Regions from separate parts of the Homo sapiens genome. Here regions 1, 2 and 4 are each linked to region 3. Evidence: chromatin contacts called from ENCODE Hi-C or POLR2A ChIA-PET data. All regions are on one chromosome and are shown on one strand. Each heading gives the region's core, a stretch centred on a gene start or an enhancer-like site at or near the end of the contact. The rest is flanking DNA. Distances are from core to core; before and after follow the strand shown. Region 1 overlaps TXNDC11 (thioredoxin domain containing 11). Region 2 has its middle 27 kb from the start of LITAF. Region 3 holds the start of SOCS1 (suppressor of cytokine signaling 1). Region 4 overlaps LITAF (lipopolysaccharide induced TNF factor).

What was found. Hi-C counts contacts between places; a loop is a spot of excess contacts on that map. ChIA-PET counts read pairs that join two places held with the same protein, here RNA polymerase II (POLR2A). Pooled maps may share reads with other maps.
Region 1: a loop to region 3 is called in a map of B cell, with 2.8 times the contacts of the local background. The contact joins the enhancer-like site here to the promoter of SOCS1 in region 3. A Hi-C loop is called at or near these places in 1 of 168 maps with a recorded cell type or tissue (B cell), 5 of 37 single-sample maps with no recorded cell type and 3 of 50 pooled maps. POLR2A ChIA-PET finds 5 or more read pairs at or near these places in 2 of 52 experiments (HepG2 and Panc1).
Region 2: a loop to region 3 is called in a pooled map, with 2.3 times the contacts of the local background. The contact joins the enhancer-like site here to the promoter of SOCS1 in region 3. A Hi-C loop is called at or near these places in 1 of 50 pooled maps. POLR2A ChIA-PET finds 5 or more read pairs at or near these places in 7 of 52 experiments (AG04450, CD4-positive, alpha-beta T cell, CD4-positive, alpha-beta memory T cell and 4 more).
Region 4: a map of natural killer cell shows a loop between it and region 3 (6-fold over the local background). The contact joins the enhancer-like site here to the promoter of SOCS1 in region 3. A Hi-C loop is called at or near these places in 3 of 168 maps with a recorded cell type or tissue (CD8-positive, alpha-beta T cell, naive thymus-derived CD4-positive, alpha-beta T cell and natural killer cell) and 5 of 50 pooled maps. POLR2A ChIA-PET finds 5 or more read pairs at or near these places in 5 of 52 experiments (AG04449, GM12878, HepG2 and 2 more).

What each region holds. Positions count from the first base shown.
Region 1 is chr16:11,687,789-11,691,587 of GRCh38, forward strand. It overlaps TXNDC11 (thioredoxin domain containing 11), which reads right to left. Exons shown (of 12, transcript NM_015914.7): 8 at 3,502-3,799; 9 at 515-657; 10 at 69-178. Among named protein-coding and RNA genes, the nearest start is that of SNN, 21 kb to the left of the region's middle. Within about 2 kb of position 2,148, at least 9 of the 41 ENCODE cell types and tissues checked have a DNase peak (open chromatin) inside an H3K27ac peak, as active enhancers do; they include B cell, where a contact is called at or near this core.
Region 2 is chr16:11,612,486-11,615,280 of GRCh38, forward strand. It overlaps a transcript of LITAF not described here. Among named protein-coding and RNA genes, the nearest start is that of LITAF, 27 kb to the left of the region's middle. RefSeq lists enhancers at 1,291-1,340, 1,308-1,602, 1,501-1,710, 1,846-2,453, 2,454-2,795 and a silencer at 2,525-2,698. Within about 2 kb of position 1,251, at least 21 of the 41 ENCODE cell types and tissues checked have a DNase peak (open chromatin) inside an H3K27ac peak, as active enhancers do.
Region 3 is chr16:11,254,329-11,258,553 of GRCh38, forward strand. SOCS1 (suppressor of cytokine signaling 1) reads right to left here and starts at 1,876. Exons shown (of 2, transcript NM_003745.2): 1 at 1,751-1,876; 2 at 89-1,200. The coding sequence starts at 1,150. The coding sequence ends at 515. All of the region lies in intron 1 of LOC105371082 (a long non-coding RNA gene), which reads left to right. RefSeq lists silencers at 522-611, 1,022-1,171, 1,182-1,231, 1,332-2,071, 2,322-2,521.
Region 4 is chr16:11,562,139-11,566,028 of GRCh38, forward strand. The region is part of intron 1 of LITAF (lipopolysaccharide induced TNF factor); the gene reads right to left. Among named protein-coding and RNA genes, the nearest start is that of LITAF, 23 kb to the right of the region's middle. RefSeq lists enhancers at 35-664, 1,295-1,924, 1,925-2,552. Within about 2 kb of position 2,363, at least 2 of the 41 ENCODE cell types and tissues checked have a DNase peak (open chromatin) inside an H3K27ac peak, as active enhancers do; they include CD8-positive, alpha-beta T cell, where a contact is called at or near this core.

The DNA.
Region 1 (3,799 bases), core at 898-3,397, 430 kb after region 3:
TGGCTAAGCTGCAAATAAGAGTGAAAATGGGCATACAGCCCAAAGCGCTGCAGAAGAGGCCTGCTTACCTTGCCACAGTGAATGTGTCCATGGGCAGGTTCCGAGCTAGCTGGATGAAGATGTGATTGAGGGATGGACAGAAGCCGCACCACGGAGCGTAATAGAGCAGGAGAACGTCCTGTGGGAAAGGGAAGACAGATGTTACTTGCACCGGGAAATGGGCTCTTCTTCATTTCTTTCCTCATTGCTTAGAATCCAGCAAGCACCCGAAAAATGCTACCTATGCAAATATTACAGTGAAAATTTTCATCTTTAGGTCTTTCCAATACTGTGCTTTCTGGAGCACTTTTCTGAAATTTAAAAACCACATGTAATTCATTCACGGTCCATAATTGGGCCATCACGTGGTTACTCTTCTATACATCAAAAACAGCTGCTCACCCCAACAACTGTAGTTTGGAAATTATTTTAAGAGGGACAGATGGCTTAACTTTTGCCTCTCATGACTCCATACCTGTTTTTGAAGGACTACTTCCCAAAAGGTATCAGTTGTCACTTCAGTGATTAAATGCTGAGACGGGAACTGGGCAGAGCCACTTCCAATGAGATGCCTTTTCAAGGGACTATAGAGAACGCTGAAGTTTTGAATAAAAGACTCTAAAAATAAAGAGAAAATGAGATCAACTCTCCTCTAGATACAAAGAGAATAGCTGGCCTACTTTTAAACTCCACATTTTAAAAACTCAAATGACTTCATAGGCTCACATTTTTAACATTTCACCTATCAGCAAAACCCCAAACAAAGCTGCCCGGGTGGCATCAGGTTTAGCTCTGGTAGTATTAACTCAGCAGACAGTAATGTGGATAACAAAACACTATGCAATGTTAGATGCTCTAATATTCATAGACTATTCTTTTTTTAAAAGGACTGGTCCACAAATAGACACCAAGTGAGACTGTATAAATCATCAACAAGCCACCATCTTTTCAAGAAATTTCACCCTATAATACTAAGACCTTTAAGCTTAACCACAAATGTGACAACTGCACAAGCTACAGTAGTGTGGAATGTGTTTAAATGCTCATTAATTTGAGGACAAGGAGCTACAGTTTTTTGTTTCCTTTATTAAGGTTCTTTAAGTTTCTTTTTTTAAAGGTTAAGAAAAAATTATATGTAGTGGAAAAATACATAAAACCCATAATAATCAAAAACCTGATTTGAACCAACAGTTTTACCACAAATTCTGCCATCTTCAGAGTCCTTTGCTTCATCTGAAACAATACTAATTTGAATTTCACTTTTTTTTTTTTTTTTAAAGAGACAGGGTCTCACTCTGTTGCCCAGGCTGGAGTACAGTGCTGCAATCATAGCTCACTGTAGCCTTAAACTCCTGGGCTCAAGCGATCCTCCTACCTCAGCCTCCAGAGTAGCTGGGACTACAGGCGTCCACCATTGCACTCAGCTAAAGTTTCAGTTCTTTTTCTTTCTTCTAACTCCCTCCATTTTGAGGTGCAATGGGCAATGCAGCGTGCAGAATGGAAGAGGAAGTGAAGAATGTCATGTGAATACTAAAGAGAATTCATGATCAGCATCTGAGAAACACTTAGTTGGCTATGTTTTTGAAACATGAAACCAAGAATTATTTCCTAATCTGAATAAAGCCTAAATTCTGAAACTAGCCTAGAGACAGCTGATTTATGAGTTAAGTCTCTAAACCAACAATGACACACAGTAGGTGTTTTTTACAAGCTCCCTAAGAATTCTGTCACTAACTGCAGGACAAAGAACAGCTAGGCTAAACATTTCAGAGAAGATACAGAAGATGGAAAGAAATCTAAAGAAGGCTTCTTTCAATTACCCTTAAATTCAAAGTGAACACATTATGAGGTCATTAAACACTTGAGCATTACTGAATGGAATTCAGGAAAATCTAATACAGACTACCTCAAAAATACATGCTTGTAGGAACACTGACCCCATTTCTCTGGAGTCTCTTTCCCATTTAAAAAAAAAATGCTTGTTTCATTTTAAGAAAGCTCAACACATCAAAATGACTTTAGATAACATGAATTGGGAGTAATCTATAATATCGACAGATTTATGCCCTTCAAAAAGTGACTGGTCACAGGGTTCTTTTACACAGTGAGGAACTCTTGGATTTATAATATGTAACTTGATATAGAAAAATCAATATTTACATAAAGCCTTTTCACAAATGTGTCTAATGTAAGAAACAAGCTTCACCTAGATTTGAAAGAGGATGGCTAAAAAGACTCATATGTAGAAGCTCTGAGTCTACTGTTGAGTTCATACTTTAAAACTTGAAATGAAAGGTTTCCTTCCCTACCAAATTCCTCCTTTCTCCATTCGGCATACACTGACCCTCCCTCCCGTTTCCAATGAGGCTGAACTAACGTGGCTTTTGAATTCTCACTTCATTGTGTGTAGTCAAGGGCATCAGCAAATTCCTGGGAACAGGCCAGGGTGGGTCAGCCCAATGTTGCTGCCAAGTCCCAGGGGCAAGCTCTGGGTGCTTTCTCATCATGGAGCCTTACTCCTCAAAAAGTGGGTTTTGCTGGTTTGCGACTGACACTTATTTATTTGCACTTTACACTTGTTACAGTGTAGGTACCCCAGGTCCCAGCAATATTACTCAGTACATTATGAAACAGCAGCAGAACAAATTAGGTCTGGTGGCCTTGATCCTTAGACATTTAAGCCTATGAGACAAAAAGGGAGGCAAGGCGGCTCTACTTCCTTCTTCACTGCTCTCTTTTTTTGGAGACGGAGTCTTGCTCTGTCGCCCAGGCTGGAGTGCAGGGGCGCGATCTCTGCTCACTGCAAGCTCTGCCTCCCAGGTTCACGACATTCTCCTGCCTCAGCCTCCCGAGTAGCTGGGACTACAGGCGCCCGCCAACGCGCCCGGCTAATTTTTTTTTTTTTTGTATTTTTAGTAGAGACGGGGTTTCACCACATTAGCCAGGATAGTCTCGATCTCCTGACCTCGTGATCCACCCGCCTCGGCCTCCCAAAGTGCTGGGATTACAGGCGTGAGCCACTGCGCCCGGCCACTGCTTTCTCTTTAAGCTCCTTTAGAACAAAGCTGCTGTCAAGGCTCACTTTCATCAGCCCCTAGGACATCCCACCAGAATAGCTCTCCACCTCCCTGCCTGTTCTAGTCCCCAAGTCCCCACTGCCTGCAGCTGGTTCTACCTTAGACATGTGACAGAAATCGCCAATTTAGAAAGTGGGACTCTTACCCCCACCATGGGCTAAATGACAAACTTATCCAAAATTCAGAGTGAGGAAGTTTCTGTTCCATTTAATAGACAAAATTAGCTTCTTTGAAAATTATGACTGATGGTGGTCTAAAGACTTAAAATGAGCTACGAAGGTGACATCACCCCACAACTAAATGTAATGAGAGCCATCAATAAAATTTACCCATATGAAGTCAAGCAAAATGTACAATGCTTGGGGAAATAAACTGCCTGCAGTACCTAGGGTGAGCTTCATCAGTGCTTGCTTTGGATCCAAGATGTAATGAGATTCTTCTTTCACGTCAACAATTGCCGCAAATTCTTTCACCTGAGTGGAGCTCGGAGCACCCAGTCTCTCTGCATATAACCAAAACAAATTTGAATCCAAAAGGTAGATGTTGAGAGTCTTGTTGGTTCTGCAGCTCAGGCCTGTGAAGTTTGTGCTAGTCATGTCCACTTCTGGAAAGAGATACCTGTTCTCCTCAATGTGAGGAACGGAGCTTGGGGCATCAACCTCACATTTCTTCTCAAGGGAAGA
Region 2 (2,795 bases), core at 1-2,500, 360 kb after region 3:
GAACGGCTGTCTGACCTCGTGTGGGTCACCTGCGGTTAGAGCAAACTGCACTGCATGCGGCCAGCGGGCGGCCAGGGCCGGCCCAGCTCAGGACGCTCACGTGCACAGAGAACCTGGATGGAAAGTTAACAAGGCCCAGGCAGGAGCCCTCGCAGAGACAGCAGACCTTCCCACCCCACTCCCAGCCCAGAACTGGCCACCCACTTCCCCACCCCATTCTCCCCTGACATCTCTGTTTGTCCACGTCCTTGAGAAGGGCGGAGGGACGAGGACAGACTGAAAAGAGATGTTTGGAGGATGAGTCCGCCCTCTTGGGGAATGATTTCACTGTGGAACCAAGCTTGGTTACACCAGAAGCTCTTGGGCACCATCTCAGGGACTCCCATGGCTCCTGAAGACTTGTGGGAACCCTGTGTCCCCCTAGAATCTTGACCTCCCAACCCTGCAAAAGCTGTCATCTTGGGGCACAGCCGATGGCCTGGGTGCCTCTTGATGGGCAAGGCCAGCCATTCAGGTGCTTCACTCTAGGTTTTTCTTTGGATTTTTTTTTATTTGTTTTTTGGGGTTTGTTTTAGATGGAGTTTCGCTCTGTTGCCCAGGCTGGAGTGCAGTGGTACAATGTCGACTCACTGTAACCTCCATCTCCTGGGTTCAAGCGATTCTCCTGCCTCATCCTCCCGAGTAGCTGGGACTACAGGCACCTACCACCACGCCTGGCTAGTTTTTGTATTTTTAGTAGAGATGGGGTTTCACCATGTTGACCAGGCTGGTCTCGAACGCCTGACCTCAAGATCACTCTAGTTTTTGTTTCCACTTCTGGATCCCCATGGGATGGAGAGAGACGGGACACTCGCATTGACAGAGAGACCAGACCTCCTGGGTCACCTGGGGGAATAAGCAATGCAGCCAGCTGCCAGGTCCCAGGGCTGCCTTCTCCTGACCATCTGGGCAATTCAGACACAGCTGGGTCTGAGGTGCCAGAGTGTGTTGTTCCGCCTGTTTAGACCTGCCCCACCTCGAAGACATCGGTGATTCACAATCTTCCCTAGAACGGACAACTCCTGGAGGGTGGGGCCCCTGCTGATTCAAACTGGGCTCCTATGAAAGCTCCCAGAGGGTGAGGGCAGTCAGGGAAGGCTTCCAGGAGGAAGTGGCTCTTGTTGAAGGCTAAGCCAGAGTTAGGTGGGAGAGGAGCAGGAAAGGTGTCCTTACAGGGAGCACAGCCGGACGGAGGGTGTGGCGTGTGCCGGCTAGGCAGTTCACACTGGTGGAACCGAGGGCACAGAGGTGGCTGGGGCAAAGCCCAGACAGAAAGGACATCTCAGAAATGAGGATCTGTACTCCGAGAGCCGGCCTCACCCTGCCACATGTTGTCAGATGACCGGGCGGGCCACTTCTCTCGCTGAATGTTTATTTCCTTATCTCTAAAACGGAACTGACAGTTGAGATCAACGCCTGTGTTCTGTGGGGTCCCTCTGCTTCCTGGCAGGTCCTGAGATTTGGACACTTGCACATGACTCATTCATTCCCAGCAACACCAGTCAACAGTGGAGCCGTTGTGCCCATTGTACAGACGGGGCAGCTGAGGCTTGTGCAGGCTCAGAAGGATGTCCTAGTCTCTCTCACTCTCCTTTCTCCCTCCTACGGATGCTGTGACAAATGACCACAAACTAGGTGGCTTAAAACAACAGAAACTGATTGTCACAGTTCTGGAGGCTAGAAGTCTGAAATCAAGATGTCAGCGGGCTGGTCCTTCTGGAGGCCTTCTCCTTCTCCTTCTCCTTCTTCTTTCCTCTTCTTTCTTTTTCTTTTCTTTTTTTTTTTTTTTTCTTGAGACAGAGTCTCACTCTGTCACCCAGGCTGGAGTGCAGTGGCACAATCTTGGCTCACTGCAACCTCCACCTCCCAGGTTCAAGCAATTTTCCTGCCTCAGCCTCCCAAGTAGCTGGGATTATAGGCACACACCACCAGGCCCGGCTAATTTTTGTATTTTTAGTAGAGATGGGGTTTCACCATGTTGGCCAGGCTGGTCTCGAACTCCTGACCTCAAGTGACCTGCCTGCCTTGGCCTCCCAAAGTGCTGGGATTACAGGCATGAGCCACTGTGCCCAGGCTTTTTCTGGTTTTTTTTTAAGATGGGGTCTTACTCTGTCACCCAGACTGGAATGCAATGGCACAACTTCAGCTCACTGCAACCTCCACCTCCAGGGCTCGAGATCCTCCCATCTTGGCCTTCCAGAGTGCTGGAATCACAAGTATGAATCAGTGTGCCCGGACTGTTTTCACCTTTCAGCTGTTACAAATATCTTCTTACTTCCTCTGATATGCCTACTAGAAAATTTAAACTTGCCCAGTGGCATGCATTACCCTGCAGCTGGACCAGCTCTGTTCTAGACGGCAGGCAGTTCTAACGGCAGGGAGTCAGTTCAGTGATTGTCATGACAGCGAATGCATGGCTTCCAGGACCCTGTGGCCCGCTGTCAGATGGGGCCGGGTCTGAGTGCCTCACTCACAGCTGCTTCTCCAGCACCCAGCCCAGCAGCTGGCACGGGGTGGATGACCAGTCGGTACACACTGGGAGAATGAATGAATGAACAAAGGAAGGAAGGAGAGACCAAGCTGGGGCTCTAGGAGAAAACGAGGCAGGAAAGTCCCAGGGGACAGTGGCTGAGGAAAGAACAGAGATCCCAGGAAGAAAAGCGACACCCAGAGCCCCATCTACCCTGGGGTGTAAATGGCATGGGCAACAACTCAGAGGAAAAGTAAAGACCTTGGGTGCGGTGGCTCACGCCTGT
Region 3 (4,225 bases), core at 626-3,125:
CAGCCTTAGGACCCTCTCCCCTGGACCTGTTCAGAACCAAGTTAAACTTTTGGCCAAAGCACACTCGCTAGAAAACTTATTTTTTTTTAAAAAAAAAACTTTCATAATAAAGTTTATTACCTAAACTGACTTTAAAAAATATAAAATAGGATTCTGCACAGCAGAAAAATAAAGCCAGAGACCCTCCCCCAACCCCTGGTTTGTGCAAAGATACTGGGTATATGTAAACATGAAGAGGTAGGAGGTGCGAGTTCAGGTCCTGGCTCCAGATACAGTTAAGCTGCTACAACAACCAGGGGGACCCAGAGGGAGCACCAGGAGGGGGAGGACCCCCTCAAGAGGTGAGAAGGGGTCTGCGGCCTCGTCTCCAGCCGAGGGCGGGAGGCGCCTCGCCCCTACACCCATCCGCTCCCTCCAACCCAGGCCGGGGAGGGTACCCACATGGTTCCAGGCAAGTAATAACAAAATAACACGGCATCCCAGTTAATGCTGCGTGCACGGCGGGCGCTGCCGGTCAAATCTGGAAGGGGAAGGAGCTCAGGTAGTCGCGGAGGACGGGGTTGAGGGGGATGCGAGCCAGGTTCTCGCGGCCCACGGTGGCCACGATGCGCTGGCGGCACAGCTCCTGCAGCGGCCGCACGCGGCGCTGGCGCAGCGGGGCCCCCAGCATGCGGCGCGGCGCCGCCACGTAGTGCTCCAGCAGCTCGAAGAGGCAGTCGAAGCTCTCGCGGCTGCCATCCAGGTGAAAGCGGCCGGCCTGAAAGTGCACGCGGATGCTCGTGGGTCCCGAGGCCATCTTCACGCTAAGGGCGAAAAAGCAGTTCCGCTGGCGGCTGTCGCGCACCAGGAAGGTGCCCACGGGCTCGGCGCGCAGCCGCTCGTGCGCCCCGTGCACGCTCAGGGGCCCCCAGTAGAATCCGCAGGCGTCCAGGAGCGCGCTGGCGCGCGTGATGCGCCGGTAATCGGCGTGCGAACGGAATGTGCGGAAGTGCGTGTCGCCGGGGGCCGGGGCCGGGACCGCGGGGCACGGCCGCGGGCGCGCGGGGGCCGCGGGCGAGGAGGAGGAAGAGGAGGAAGGTTCTGGCCGCCGTCGGGGCTCTGCTGCTGTGGAGACTGCATTGTCGGCTGCCACCTGGTTGTGTGCTACCATCCTACAGAAGGGGCCAGCCGGAGGGGTGGGCCATAGCGTCCGGGGGTGCGCTGCGGGAGAGACAAAGAGGTGAGCTGGGGCGCTGCGGGGCCGGGCAGGTGTGCGCCGGCCGGACAACTCCGGAGGGCGGCGCTCCCGGCGGACCCGGCCCTAGGGGGCGAGCACGGAGCACCAAGTCCGCGCGGATCCGTTCAGCCTCAGTGGACACAGCTAGAAAATGGGCTCTGTACTCCGCGGAGCTCTTCCCGGCGGGTGGGGGCTCGGTGGAGGCGGAGTCCGGCCTCCGGGCAGCACCGAGAGGGGGGCGTGGAGAGCAGCCGGTTCTGGCTCCAGCCGTCCGGCCCCGGCTCGCCGCCCCGCGCCCGCCGCCTGCTGGCCAGGCTGGGATCCGCGCCTGGTCTGGGCGATTTGGGCTAGGGCCGGAGAAAGGCTGTGCTGCGGGAGCCCCGCGCGCGGGGGGCGGCCTGGGTGGGGCCGGCGAGGGTCAGGGGCATCGCGGCCGCGACCCCATTCTGCAGCCCCCGAGGCTCGCCCGACTCCTGGCTGCCCTGGACTCCCCTCCCTCCTCCCTCCCGCCTCCTCGCCCAGGGCCCGGCTCACCTGGCGGCGGGGCGCGGGACGCCGCGGGCGGGACGGCGGGGGGCTCCGGGGCGCTCCGGGGCGGCTCTCGCGCATGCTCCGGGGCCAGGAGCCGTGCAGCTGCCACGGCCGCAGCTCGCTCTGTTCGGCGCCCGCCCCTGCGCCAGTCTTTTAAACCGGCTCGGAGGCGGGGCTGGCGACGGCGGGAGGCCCCGCCCCCTGCCGGCCCCGCCCCCAGCTCCACTTTTGGTTTCTCTTTCCGCGGTGGCGTCCGGCGAGGACCGCTTCGGCCCTGTTTCCCTCTCTTCTGGACCCTCCCGCGGGGCCCTCTGCCCGCCTGTTCGCACCTGCCCCAGCACCCGCCTCTCGAGGGGCTCTGGCCCCGACCCTGCGCCTTCCGGCCACTTCTCGGACCCCTCCTTCGGACTTGGCGACCCCGATTTTGCCCCGCTACCTCGGGTTCCACTTTCTGCCGCCAGGCCCTCTTGGGACGCGCCCTGACACACCCTCCTCCGCCCCAGCTGTCTCCACACCCGCCGGGGGCAGAGCCCTGTCCTCTCCTCCCCTGCAGCCAGATCCCCCTAGGAGGCCACAGAAGGTGTCCCCAACCCTGAGCCTGACCCCACCCGTAGACCCCCTCCTAGCCCCTGCTCCACCCGCCGTCGACGCCCTCAGTCGCCCGCCCTGCTGTCCCGAAGCCCCGGCCGGCCGCGGTCTCTGGTCTTGGCTCGGGCTTCCCGGGAAGCGGCGGCCTGACCACAGGCTTCAGAGGAACCCCTGGCGGCGCGGGCGCCTCCACCCCGGCCCAGTTCCTCGGAAACTGGGCGGGGCCGGGCAAGGTCCCTGGTGGCCTCGACTGCCCTCCCTGCGCTCCCACTACCCGGCTGCGGAAGAAACTGAGGCTGGGGAGGGGCTGGGATTTGCAATGGCTTGCAGATTGGGAGCTCTGGACCTGGATCTCGCCTTCCCCGTCTTCATTTTGGGGAGAGGTGCAGCTGGACGACATCAAATTGGAGCCCAGTGAAAAAATGGTGCATTCTCAGACGTGATGAATCCCCAAACCTGGTTTCCTAGCCCTCCTCTCCCCCGACCCCTTCCTCATAGATTTCCCCCTCCTACTGCTCCGTCAGGCATCTGCCCTTCAAAGACTGCCTTCCCACCACACACACGGCCGGGGCTTGGGATGGTGGGCGGTCGGTGGTCGGGGCTGTAATTTGCACACGTGTTTGTGATTTAGTGATTCCGATTGTCGTGCGAGGCCATGGAGTAGGTGCCTGGCTGCTCCGTGTATTTTTGAATGAAGGCATGTGAGGAGCCCCAGCATCACAAGGGGCCACATAAAAACCTGGCTAGGCTGGGCACTTGGTTACTGGCCTCACACTGGGACACACTGCCCTCTACAGACAGCTCTCAGACGGCTTCTCTCCTGGAAGCCCTGGTGCCCAGTCCCTTCCCGCCTCCCTGGCCCCACGATACCTCTTTCCCCAGGCAGAGCCTAGGTCCTTATTAACCTCCTGAACACAGGGAGTGGCCCAGAATCAGCCCAGCTTAGCACCCCATCAGTGCCCTGAATCTGCATGTGGCCAGGGCTGGTGGTGGTCATTGGTGTAGCCTCCTAGGTTGTGCGTGTGTGTGCGTGCGCGTGCGTGAGGGGGTGAGAGAAGATGCAGAACCTTGCCTGCACCAGAGGTCAGGTGTGTGATCATTCGAGAGATGTCCACTGAACATCTGCTGGAGGCCACACTCTGTGGAGGGTGATGGAATACAAGGAGACCCAGTTCCAAATCTGCACCTTTCTATTCTTGTGACCTTGAGCATGTAATTAACCTCTCTGCCATGGTTTCTTTATCTGTGAAATGGGGATAATAATAGTACCTCTAGCAGGGCGCAGTAGCTCATGCCTATAATCCCAGCACTTGGAAGGCCAAGACAGGAGGATTGCTTGAGCCCAGGAGTTTGAGAACAGCCTGGGCAACAAAGTGAGACCCCCTCTCTACAAAAAAAAAAAAAAAAAAAAAAAAATAGTACAAAAATCAGCCAGTCGTAGTGGATTGCACCTGCAGTCCCAGCTACTTGGGAGGCTGAAGCAGGAGGATTGCCTGAGCCCAGGAGGTCAAGGCTGCAGTGAGCCACGATTGTGTCACTGCACTCCAGCCGGGGCAACAGACTAAGACCCTGTCTCAAAAAAAAATAAATAAATAGTACCTCCATCCCGGGGTTGTATGGGAATTAAATGAGTGATTATGGGTCAGGTGCTTAAAACAGCCCGTAGTGTCTAATAAGCAGTCGGTAGATGTTTGTTGTTCATCTGAGGGTGCCTGTGGGTGTGGCAGTGTGTTGGAGCCCACAGACGCATGGCTTCAACCCCTGTGTCCATTTTTTTAAAGAGATGGAGTGTAGCTCTGTTGCTCAGGCTGGAGTGTAGTGATAGGATCGAGGAGGCACTATAGCCTCGACCTCCTGGGCTCAAGAGATTCTCCCATCTCAGCCTCCTGA
Region 4 (3,890 bases), core at 1,113-3,612, 310 kb after region 3:
ATAAACTCCTGGGCTCAAGTGATCCTCCTGCCTCAGCCTCTCAAAGTGCTGGGATTACAGGCATGAGCCACCGTGCCCTGCCTCTCCACACTGTGAACCTGGGAGATGGAGGCTGCAGTGAGCCGAGATCGTGTCACTGCACTCCAGCCTGGGTGACTGAGCGAGACTCCGTCTCAAAAAAAAAAAAAAAAAAAAAAAAAGAAGGAAGAAAAGAAATTCGAACACTTTTTGAACAAAGGGCCTCGCGTTTCCATGCTGCACTGGAGCCCAGAAATTAAGTAGCCAAATGTGACCGGTGGTGACAGAAAAGGAAAAGGAGGCATTCCTGATCCATGGAGAATTTTGATCTGACATGCCCAGCTGTGGAATCACTTTCACATCTATAAATATGCCACTTGGGATATCTTGGGGTCCCTTTTAGCCAAAAGTTTTCCTCATTCTACCTCTCAACAATTTGCTCAACGAAAGGTATTCTTGCCCAGGCATGTTGGATCACGTCTGTAATCCCAGCACTTTGGGAGGCCGACGTGGGCAGATCACTTGAGCCCAAGAGTTTGAGACCAGTCTGGGAAACAAATTCAGACCATGTCTCTACAAATGGTACAAAAATTAGCCGGGCGTTATGGCAGATGCCTGTGGTCCTGGCTGCTCTGGAGGCTAAGGTAGGAGGATCACTTGAGCCCAAGAGTTTGAGACTGCAATAAGCTAGGATCACGCCACTGCTCTCCAGCCTGGGTGACAGAGCAAGACCTTGTCTCAAAACAAAAGAAAAAAAAATAGAGTCACAAAATCATATATAAAGACAATCTTTAAAAATTTTTTTTAATTAAAAAATATATATTAGCCAGACACGGTTGCACAAACTTGTAGTCCCAGCTATTAAGGAAGCTGAGGTCGGAGGATTTGCTCGAGCCTGGGAGCTTGAGGTTACAGTGAGCTGTGATCACACCACTGCACTCCAGCCTGGGTGACAGAGTGAGACCATATCTCTACACAAAAAAATTATAATAATAATAATTTTTTTTTTTGAGTCAGAGTCTCACTCTGTCGCCTAGACTGGAACGCAGTGGCGTGATCTTGGCTCATGGCAACCTCCGCTTCCCAGGCTCAAGCAATTCTCGTGCCTCAGCCTCCCGAGTAGCTGGGATGACAGGTGCCTGCCAACACGCCCAGCTAATTTTTGTATTTTTTAGTAGAGACAGGGTTTCACCATGTTGGCCAGGCTGGTCTCAAACTCCCAACCTCAGATGATCAGCCCGCCTTGGCCTCCCAGAGTGCTGGGATTACAGGCGTGAGTCACCACGCCTGGCCAGAAATTATTAAAAACCAGAAAAATCATGAAAGGAAAATACACCCTCAGTGGAAGCAACACATTTGAACTCTGGAGGGATCACCTCTCTTTCTGCCTCCCTAATACATGAAAGTGCGTTTACTGTGCACTTTTATGCCACATACTTGATGCCATGCAAAAAATACCTGCCAATGATGGGTTCCAACTCATTCTGTCACTGGGCACCTTGCAATTCAAGGTGACCTGCTTCTTAGTAAACAGGCAATAGAACGTTAATGATCAGCCGAGGATGGAAAGTCACAAAGCTCAGCCCTCTCATATTGAGAAGAAAAACAATGAAATTCTGAGAGAGCTCAGAATTTCCCTGGAGGCAGGGTGCCCAAAGCTGCATATTTACTGCTTCAAGCCCTTAGCAAAAGACAAAGGGTTGGGGTGGGGGGCGTGCTTGTCAACCCAGACAGCATCTCCATCTCAGTTTTGCTTGTGTTTTTGTTTGAGACAGAGTCTCACTCTGTTACCCAGGCTGGAGTGTAGTGGCATGATTTCAGCTCACTGCAACCTCTGCCTCCCAGGTTCAAACGATTGTCCTGCCTCAGCCTCCCGAGAAGCTGGGATTACAGGCACGTGCCACTAAACCCAGCTAATTTTTTTGTATTTTTACTAGAGACAGGGGTTTCACCATGTTGGCCAGGCTGCTCTCGAACTCCTGACCTCAAGTGATCCACTCACCTCAGCCTCCCAAAATGCTATGGTTACAGGTGTGAGCCACCGCGCCCGGCCTCAGTTTTGTTAAAAGTGGAGGCAAAAAACCCAGGAACCCGCAGGGAGAAGCCACAGTGTCAGACCCAGCGATCATCCGTGCCCTTAACTGATATTAATGCACCGATCTGGAATCCTCGGGACGTGGAAATAAACTCCACGAGGGACCTCACTTTCAGCAACAGATCTGCTTCTAAACAATTCAGCCTCAACAGCCTCAGAATTCTCTGGAATAGGCCAGTGCAAGCTGCTACTTCGGGCACTCACAAGGTCCTGGGTGTCATCCTACTCCTTGCGCGCCCAAAACGGGTTCATTCAACGTTTGCACAATCAAACCTGCAGGTCAAAAGGTACAGTGTTCTAGATAGAATCTTGAATTTTTTTTTTTTAATGGGGAGATTGCAGGGGAGTGCAAGGATAAGCCTCACCCTGGGAAAACCACGTTCATGATTATGGTATCGCTCCTGCTAACTAAGTATGACCTTGAATCCTAAATGCAAAGGAAAAGATCAGACTTCGGGAAGCCCGGGGTGGCCAGCCTAGCAGTTTTATCACTGATCATTCCGGCTCCACGACAGCCCTGGAATGAACCTCGAAAGCACAAAAGGCTACAGATCAAATGATTCCACTGAGATGAAATGCCCAGAATAGGTGAATTCATAGAGATACAAAGCACATCACTGGTGGCCAGGGATGGGTGTACAGCAGTGGGAGGAAATGGGTATGGGGTTCTTTTGGGGATGATGAAAATGTTCTGGAACCAGATGGAAGTTGATGGTTGCACAATGCTACGAACTTACTAAATGCACTGAATTATCTTTTTTTTTTTTTTTGAGATAGAGTCTTGCTCTGTCGCTCAGGCTGGAGTACAGAACTTACTAAATGCCACTGAATTATCTTTTTTTTTTTTTTGAGACAGATTCTCGCTCCGTCGCTCAGGCTGGAGTACAGTGGCACAATCTTGGCTCGCTGCAACCTCTGCCTCCCAGGCTCAAGCAATTCTCCTGCCTCAGCCTCCCTAATAGCTGGGATTACAGGTGCCTGCCACCACACCCGGCTAATTTTTATATTTTTAGTAGAGACGGGGTTTCACCATGTTGACCAGGCTGGGCTCGAACTCCTAACCTCAAGTGATCCACCTGCCTCAGCCGCCCAAAGTGCTGGGATTACAGGCATGGGCCACCGCGCCTGGCCTTGAATTACTCACTTTTAAATGGTTATCTTTATGTGACTTTCTCTTCACTAAAAAGCGGGGGGCGGGGGGGTGGGGGGAGGTGCGGGGAGGAGACACTGCTGGAAATCTCTAATCTTACTATCCCAAGTCAAGGCCTTAAAACTGAGCCTCTAAGTTGGCTGCTGGTCTTGGTTCAGTCCATCCCGGGCCCGTTTGTTTAAAATCAAGCCACGTGGGTCTTTCTGACACCCCTCATTGTGCTCTTGACTAGCGCGACTCCCTGCTCCGGGTTTGTGGGGACTGAGAAGATTCCCAGGATGCACTGGTGCCCCTACCAACCGCACAGTCTCTCGTGGCGTCTCCCGCCACACCTGCCTTGCTTGGATGTTCCCAAACATGTCACGGGCATGCTCTTTCTTCCGTCTGCCTCCTTCCTGATGGGTCTGGCAAATTCCGCTTAGCTTGCGTGTCACCTCCTCCAAGAAGCCCTCTCTGCTTGCCCCCGGGAGAATTCATTCCTCCTGGAGCCTCTCTATATGGTGCAGAGGTCAAGGGCACAGACTCTGGAGCTAGACCCCCTGGGTTCCTCCAGGCGCCCCATGCCCCAGGGCATGACTTTAGTGCCTCAGTTTTCCCATCCGTAAAATGGGTACACTGATAGTTTCT